Linked DNA regions of Homo sapiens: region 1 is linked to region 2. Evidence: chromatin contacts called from ENCODE Hi-C or POLR2A ChIA-PET data. All regions are on one chromosome and are shown on one strand. Each heading gives the region's core, a stretch centred on a gene start or an enhancer-like site at or near the end of the contact. The rest is flanking DNA. Distances are from core to core; before and after follow the strand shown.

Region 1 (4,360 bases), core at 38-2,537, 180 kb before region 2:
CTCCTCCAGTAGCCTCTGAGCTTTTTGAGGGTACAGAGAGAGTATCTTTTATCTGAGAATCTCCCATTCCTGGCATATAATAGCCACTCAAAAAGTATTTTTTTAATCAGTAAGTGAATGATGAATGTATGAGTTGTTTTTGTTACACTTTTCATTTATTCAAGATGATAGAACCACAACATCCGAAGTCAATACTTGAAATAATGGCCAAAACATAATTATGAAGAAACACTGGTCACTACGCACCTATTAGAATGGCTAAAATCCAAAACACCAACAGCACCAATGCTGGTGAGGGTGTGGACCATAGGAACTCTCAATTCACTGCTGGTGGGAATGCAAAATGGTACTGCCACTTCAGAAGACAGTTTGTCAGTTTCCTACAAGAGGAAACATATTCTTACCATATGATCCAGCAGTCGTGCTCCTTGGTATTTAGCCAAATGAATTGAAAACTTCTGTCTGCACAAAAACCTGCACACGGATGTTTATAGCAGCTTTGTTCATAATTGGCAAAACTTAGGAGCAACCAAGATGTCCTTTTGCAGGTGAATGGATAAATAAACTGCGATACAGCTAGATGATGAGATGATTCAGTGCTAAAAGGAAATGAGCTTTCAAGCCATGAAAAGACATGGAGGAAACTTAAATGTATGTTACTAAGTGAAAGGAGCCCATCTGAAAAGGTTACCTACTGTATGAGTCCAACTGTATAACACTCCGGAAAAGGCAAAATTATGGCGACAATAAAAAGATCAGTGGTTGCCAGGGGTTGTAGAGACAGAGGGGTGAACAGGCAGGCACAGAGGAATTCTAGGGCAGTGAAACTACTCTGCATGACACTGCGGTGGTGTACACAGGTCACACATTTGTATAACACCGAGAGTGAACCCTGATAGAAACTGTGGACTTTGGGTGATAATGATGTGTCTATGTAGGACCATCGGTGTAACAAATATGCCACTTGGTGCAGGACGTAGATGGTGGGGGAGGCCGTGTGTGAGTCCCAGCAGGGGATGTATGGGAACTCTCTGTGATTTCCACTCCATTTTGTTGTGAACCTCAAACTGCTCTAAAAAATATTTTAATTTAAAAACAAGAAACACTGGCCGCATCTTCAAGGAAGTAATGATACGACATGAATGATTAAAGCAAATATATGTACACCAAGGATGAATCATGAAACCAGCTAAGGACATTCCCATGTGCCTCACCCATGAGAAGTCACAACAAGTGTGACCGTCCCATGGGATGGGCTGGCACCGATCCTGGCCTCGGGCAGCACTGGCAGGCTCTCTTTCCCCCAGATCAGCCCCCCTTGTTAGTGCCTGTTCCTGTCTGCAGACAGGGCTGTTGGGATGTGAAGTTACAGTCCATCGCAAGTGAGAGCTGGCAGTCAGGAAAATCAGTTCAGGATATCCTGGCTGGGGCTATTTTAGACTCAGTATCAGTGGCTTAGTTTCCTTTGCCGAGTAAAAGCCCTATTTAGGGCTGCACACACCCCACTGCTTCGGAAGGACTTCAGGGGATCTTAAGAGAAAATGTGTTTGAAAGATACAGGAAACGTTCTACTGCTTAACTGGGAAGAAATATACCCGAGGCTTGATGGCTTGATGCCCTTCGTGTGTGATCTGCCTCAAGATTGGGCAAGGAAAGAAAGGCCTTCCTGCCCTGTGCGTCTCCTTAGAACAGCTTTTCTAGAACCTTTGCAGTCACCAAAATACAATCTGTCTTATAAACGACTGGCTTTTCCTTGAGTCCCAGGTAGAGCATTCTTCTTACCCTATGGTGCTGTGTTCTTCCCATCATGTCCTATGGTAGTTTCTGCTCTCGGGAGCCCTGTGTCCACATTCACGACCAGCCAGCAAGTGTTGAGGGACATTTATTCTGTGGTCTTCAACTGCCAACTTTAAAAGATGATACAGTGGTTGTAGAGGGTAACTGAAAAGTTGCAGTGAAGAAACTGGACCTTTGAAAGGTTTTCCCATGATTCCAATACATTCCACCGGGCTAATCCCACCCCAAGGGTGTACAGAAGACAACTATAGACATGGAAAAATGGGGAAGGAGCCAACAATGCAGTACAGAGCCCCACATTCCCCGGAATTCACAATTCCTCTCTCCAGTGAATCGGCACAGAAAGGAAGTAAATACATTTGCCAGGACTTCAGTTAGCACTTGCTTGGGTGCAAGTGACAGAAACCCAACTTGAAGTAACTTAAGCAAAATAAGAGGGTTCACTGCTTCACAAGGATAATCTATAATCAGACCCAGCTTGGTCCAGGGCCCCATCTATGTCAGAAGGACTCGCTCTTTCCATCTCTCTCTTTCCACCTTTCAGCACTGCGCTCCTCCTGGTTGACTTCCCATTCAGATGGTCTCAGCCTTCAGAATGACAAAATAGGCACCGACAGTTCCAAGTTTTTGTCCTCCCAGGCAAGCAACCCCAGTGAAAGAGAACAGGAGGGTTCCTCCCTCCGTGTACCAAGTCCTGCAACCCAATCTCACGAGACCTGCTTGGGTCACCTGCCCAGCCTGGAACCAATTCCTGGAGCTCTGAGGATACCAGGAGATCTGCTGCTCCAGAACTAAGCACCCCCAACCTGCTGCAGAGTGAGGAGTCAGCCCCCTCAAACCTCACGGAGCGAGAGCGGGACAGGCTGGCTGCCAGTGGAAAGTCAGGGTGGACTGGCCGTGGGCGACAGAGTAACAGTCCACTGCACTTCCCTTGTGCACAGCGGCCTTGGTATGATGCTAGCGAGTAGAGAAGTCAGGCAATACCACCACTTGGCCACCTAACAAGGGCCGGCAAAGGCTGAGGTGAAGAACAGGGGCTTTCAGAGCAGTTGCCAAACCTCGGGCCTGGCACGGCCGTCCTGTGCACCTCCCTGGCCCCCACGCTGTCAGCCACAGGGCTCCTTCTGCCTCTGCAAAGCTCTGCAGCCTATGCCCCCTTCCCATGCCCACCCCCACCTCGGTCAGCCCACAAGCACCAGCATGAGCTTCGTCGGCTGCAGTGACAGAGCCACACCACCTCAGCCACTCAACACAACACAAGCACGCCTCCTTCAGCTCTCCTTGAATCTTAGCTGGCCTGTGACTTGCTTTGACCAGCATGGCGTGGCAGGCCAGGTTTCCATTAGCAACCAGAACACTCAGTTTCCACTAATCCTTTACTATAATTTTAATGAATACATAAGTTAAACATTAAAGAACTGGAGAAACTGGTGCCTGAGTATGAGGGCTGGAATATGAAATCAAAATGAAGACCCACCTGGATTTTCTCAGATCCTAAAGTCTGATCAAATAATAATAGCATTTTTATATGTGCACCTCGTACCAGGACCCACTGAAGATTAAGAAAGTTTCTAAGACTCTTGAGAAAGCTTTCCGGACCCTAGACCCTAATTAAAGATTAGATCTAGGCCGGGTGCAGGGGTTCACACCTGTAATCCCAGCACTTTGGGAGGCCGAGGCGGGTGGTTCACCTGAGGTCAGGAGTTCGAGACCAGCCTGACCAACACAGAGAAACCCCATCTCTACTAAAAATACAAAAATTAGCCAGGTGTGGTGGCAGGTGCCTGTAATCACAGCTACTCGGGAGGCTGAGGTAGGAGAATGGCTTGAGCCCGGGAGGCAGAGGTTGCCATGAGCCAAGATCACGCCACTACACTCCAGCCTGGGTGACGGACTGAGACGCCATCTAAAAATAAAAAATAAAAATAAAGATTAGATATAGACTGAATGAAACACTCCTGTTTAGATATAGATTGAATGAAACACTCCTATTTGTAGGTGCAATTCCACACACAGCATGGAACTTAAACATAAGCACTAGAAAAAAAACTTGTAACTTTGAGTTGGTCTGGTGAGTTACTCCAACCTTGTCCCTGTAACTGGTTGCACAAATATAAACTCCTTTCTTTCCCAGTCTGTCTACATCTCATTATTAGACTGCAAGAACAAGCAGCCGGACCTTGTTCTGTCCAGGAACAGCAGTACAGCAGAAGAGATGCTGGGCCAGCTCCGACCTTGAGCTTAAGGGGCTCGGCAACTCCGCTTTAGTTCTCTTGGAGCCCTGAGCCACCTCCTGAGAGGCTGATGGAACAAGGCCCCAGCAGGTCCCCAGCCAATCCAGCCACCCAGGCTGAGGCACCAGACACATGAGTGAGGCCACCTGAGGCGTTCCAGTTCCAAACTGAGGTCCCAGATGAATGCTGTCAACACCTGTGGAGCAATGGCTCTAGCTAACACCCCACAGAGCAGAAGAACCTCCCCCGCGAGCCCAGACAGCTTACAGAAATTTGAGATATAATAAATCATAGTTATTTTATGCTAGTAACTTTTGAGATGACTTGTT
Region 2 (4,432 bases), core at 621-3,120:
ACTGCAAATACCCTCTTAGATAAAGGCATGGAAAGAAGAGGAAGAAGAGGAGGCTCTTGTTGTTGAGGAGGTCAGTGTCAGAGCCTCGGCCTGGATCAGGAAATAGATGCCCTGGCCCTGGCATGTTGCTTACACTCTCAGAGCTAGAGGCCCTCATCCTGCGAGTAGAAGCAGTGCCTGTGAAAGTCTACCAGATCCAGGCACTCAGCACTTGGTACTCTTATTGTATTGCTTCCAGGAAACTTAGAATAGTGGGATAACTTGAGAAGAATACAAGGAAATTTTACATTAATTTTAATTAAAATTTGACTAGTTTAGGTGAATTTGTCTAGTTCATTTATTGCCAAATGATGACACAGAGTAAGTGACAAGAAGAAAATTGAGAAGACAGGTATCAAAATATTGTTGCTGCTGGGCACAGTAGCTCACGCCTGTAATCCCAGCACTTTGGGAGGCCAAGGCAGGTGGATTGCTTGAGTGCTGGAGTTCGAGACAAGCCTGGGCAACACGATGAAACCCCATCTCCACACGTTAAAAAAAAAGTTAAAAAAAAAGAATTAAAATATTGTTAACTGCTTACATCTTTAGAAATGAATGGGCTTTAGGAGATGTTATTTCTTGATTTTTTTTTTAACTACATAAAAGGTTTTAAATTCTATCAGGCCTGATGATAATCATATCACTTACAAGTATTTGCTTATAAAATATCTGTTTATTAGCCAGGCACAGTGGCTCACGCCTGTAATCCCACCAGCACTTTGGGAGGCCGAGGCGGGCGGATCACCTGAGTTCAGGAGTTTGAGACCATCCTGGCCAACATGGTGAAACCCCATCTCTACTAAAAATACAAAAATTAGCTAGGTGTGGTGGCAGGCACCTGTAATCCAAGCTGCTCGGGGGGCTGAAGCAGGAGAATGACTTGAACTGGGAGGCGGCCACTGCAGTAAGCCGAGATCGTGCCACTGTACTCCAGCCTGGGCGAGTGAGACTCCTCAAAAGAAAAAGAATATCTGTCAATTGACCTTCCAAGTGAGTTTATATAAGTTTATCACCATATACTAACTGCAGGTTTTATACATTTCAAAACAGCTTTTTGTAGACATTCTGAATTACAAATTAGACTCAGATATTTAAAATTTGCAGGCAAGGTGATTGATCACTGTAATTGAAGAATTCTCTTCTGTATTTTATTATTCTATACTACTTGAGAACATTGGCCAGGTAAGGGTTACTCACTGTGAAACGTGAATAGTAGTTATACCTCACTGGAAGTTTTCCCAGGGGTTCTCAACCTGAGCCTCATTGCCGTTTGAGGCCCCGCGCCCTTTCCTAGTGGGGCGGGCCCATCCTGGGCACTGCAGGATATTGAGCAGCCTTCCTAGCTTCTACCTACCAGGTGCCAGTCACATGCACGCCACCTCAGTTGTGACAACCAAAAATGTCTCCAGATATAGCCAAGTGTTGCCTAGGAGCAAAGCCAAGCCAGTTGAGATTCACTGAGTTATACAGAAGCACCCATGAAATGGGTTTGCATTAATAAAGGACAAGATTTTAATAAAAGAATTGTAATGAGGTAATGAGATCATAGAATAAGTGAGGCAAACAAAAAATAGAAATATTTATCTTATTTTAATTCTAGGGACTGACCAGCTATTATCTCAAGATAGGTGGAGGCAGTTTAGCTAATGAAAAGAAATTAAAACTCAGATTTAAGTCATGTTCTGTTAGGAAATATATTCCTTGGTATTTACTTGTAGTTTAATATAAACTGGTATAAGTCTAAAATTTGTTTCGTTTAGGTTATTTAGAAGGTAATAAAAGAAAAAAAAAGCGGGGGGGGCATCTAGTCTAACATTGAATCTAATCAGATCCTTTGAAAGCAAAGAAAAATGAACTGAAACTAGAATTAACAAAATGCAGAAAGCATAGCCGTCATTAATTTGAGCATTTGAATTTAATGTAAATCAAGTAAAAATATTTTAACTGCTATCTCTGCCCTCTGTTATCTGGGATATGAGAACAATTTAAGTAGGCCAAAATTTGGGTACATTTTGTAAATACCATGAAAGATGTCACGAGTAGGAAACCAGATGACCATTAATTGGTAGCTTTTTAAACATTTTCCTATCAGGTTTGCCCATTGCTTTCATTTTCTGAATGCGGGTAGGAAGATGTGTGCTCTGAGGTGAGCTGCTTGGGAGGCTCTGATTGCCTGTGCTCTCTCCCAGGGTCGGTTTTGTTTTGAGAGCGGGAACCTCAGAGAAGCTGGGCCTCTCTCCTGTCCATCAGGCCCATGGGCACATCCCCTCTCAGGCATGCATCTCTTCAGCTTGGCACACTCTGCCAACTTCTGAGCCAGTGTCTCTTTACTCATCTTAGCATCAGTAAGTTTAAATTTGACTCTCCTCCCACACAAGCAAGTTGAAGCCCCACATTCAGTTGGTTATCCAACTTCCTGAGTGTCGTATTTTTCTTTAAGTATATCTTTTTAAAGATCTCTTTGAATAACTTATTTCGAGCCTGCTACTCTTTCCTTGACTTTGTATTCTTAATCTGTGCTGCATTTCAGAGTAACTAGTTCATAAATGTATAACCTACTATGTAAGATAGCACTTTCTTTTGGTTTTTCTTAAAACTCCTAATTTCAGGTTGCTTGGGGGACCCTTTGGTTCTAGATTCTTACTGAGTAGTCTCAGGTGAGCAGAGTTGCTGGTGTCAAGGCAGTGTTGCTGCATCCAGGTCCCTGGCCCACTGTGATTGCTTTCCTCTTTTGGTGGTGAGAAAACGCTTTATCAGCCAAAACGCAGTTCAGCTTGGCTGCAGTTTAGACTAGAATTGTCAGTGTGAAAGGAATATGATGAGTTGTTCTTTAAATGGACTGAAACAGTTTGATTTGGAAAATTATAAAGCTGTTTATTAAACTACTTGGAGAAAATAATAGACAGCATTTTTTTTATGATCTTGGAATATGGAAGCCCACCATTTTTTTTTTTTTTTTGAGACGGAGTCTCGCTCAGTCGCTCAGGCTGGAGTGCAGTGGCGTGATGTCAGCTCACTGCAACCTCTGCCTCCTCCTGGGTTCAAATGATTCTCCTGCGTCAATCTCCTGAGTAGCTGGGACTACAGGTGCCCGCCACTACGCCCAGGTAATTTTTGTATTTTTGGTAGAGATGGGGTTTCACCATATTGGCCAGGCTGGTCTCAAACTCCTGACCTTGTGATCCGCCCACTTCAGCCTCCCAATTGCATCCGGCCTATGGAAGCCCTTTCTGAGACTGACAGCACAAAGTCTAGTGGCCATTAAGGATATAATTGATACATTTAAGTAAACAAGTAATATTAAATTAGCAAAAATACTTCTGACTTATGACGGATACAGGCTAATTCCATTCATATACATACACTCTTGCTAATCTGTAAGAAAAAGATGAAGAATTCAGAAAAATAGGTAAAGTGTATAAACAGGCTGTCCTTTGGTGGGGGAAGGTACTAATAGTTAATATACTTGGGAAAATGCTCATTTTAAGATTCTTCTATCAAACTAGCAGAGAATGAAAACAGTTTAAAAGCTAGTGTCATACAGGTGTGGTCAGACAGGCAATGTCATACAAAGCGAGGGAAAGGATAAAGTGATGAAGCTTTTCGGGGCTGGTTCGGTAATGTATATGAGTATTTACAATGCATATCTCTAAGGCCCAGCGGTTCTGAGTTCCTCCTGCAGATCTGCTCGCAGAACGCAGGTTTCTGGGCAAGAACGTTTCCTACGGCATTGTTTGTAACAGCAGAAAACCGGAATGTAAATGTCTGTCAGCAGGGGACTGATCAGATGAACTATAGGCAGCCACGCAGTGGAAAGCTGAGCTTCCCTTAGGGAGAGTGAGGGTAGATTTAGATGTACAGATAGAGGTATGATTTTTTTAAAAGGCACCTCAGTATGGGTAATGTTATCTTTCTTGTGTTTCAGTGCACACACATACACACACACCATAGATGCAAAGTGTGTAGAAAATGTATTGAAGGATACCCAGGAACTGAATCAAACTCTCTTCATTTTCTTATTCAAATACAGATTTTATATTACCCAGATAAGGACAACCATTTTATTACCTTTGAAAAGAAAGCATAGTTTTTAGTGGTTAATATTAGTTTCATTATTAGTTACTTATCGGTTATTTCACAGTTTCAAGAGTATTTCACGTTAGTGGCTGAACCACTAGAATGAATGGACCAGCTGATGGGAATGAATCTCAATTGTTAAAAATCTCTACTCCTGTGTGTGCTAGTCTTGTTTTTCATCAGTTATTGTTGTTTAGATTACATCACTGCTGTGATTCTGAAAAGGTTTCAGTATAGATCTTAAACTCTCAGATTACTGCTTCTTTAGAGTACTTACTTTTGAGAAATTAATAGAAAGTTTTTGTTTGTACCTTTC

The links. A loop is a pair of places that touch in the nucleus more often than their neighbours do. ChIA-PET counts read pairs that join two places held with the same protein, here RNA polymerase II (POLR2A).
Region 1: a map of heart right ventricle shows a loop between it and region 2 (2.1-fold over the local background). The contact joins two enhancer-like sites. A Hi-C loop is called at or near these places in 1 of 168 maps with a recorded cell type or tissue (heart right ventricle). POLR2A ChIA-PET finds 5 or more read pairs at or near these places in 1 of 52 experiments (activated CD4-positive, alpha-beta T cell).

The regions. Positions count from the first base shown.
Region 1 is chr6:157,692,749-157,697,108 of GRCh38, forward strand. No RefSeq gene overlaps it. Among named protein-coding and RNA genes, the nearest start is that of SNX9, 130 kb to the right of the region's middle. Within about 2 kb of position 1,288, at least 4 of the 41 ENCODE cell types and tissues checked have a DNase peak (open chromatin) inside an H3K27ac peak, as active enhancers do.
Region 2 is chr6:157,875,450-157,879,881 of GRCh38, forward strand. The region is part of intron 4 of SNX9 (sorting nexin 9); the gene reads left to right. Among named protein-coding and RNA genes, the nearest start is that of SNX9-AS1, 15 kb to the right of the region's middle. Within about 2 kb of position 1,871, at least 2 of the 41 ENCODE cell types and tissues checked have a DNase peak (open chromatin) inside an H3K27ac peak, as active enhancers do.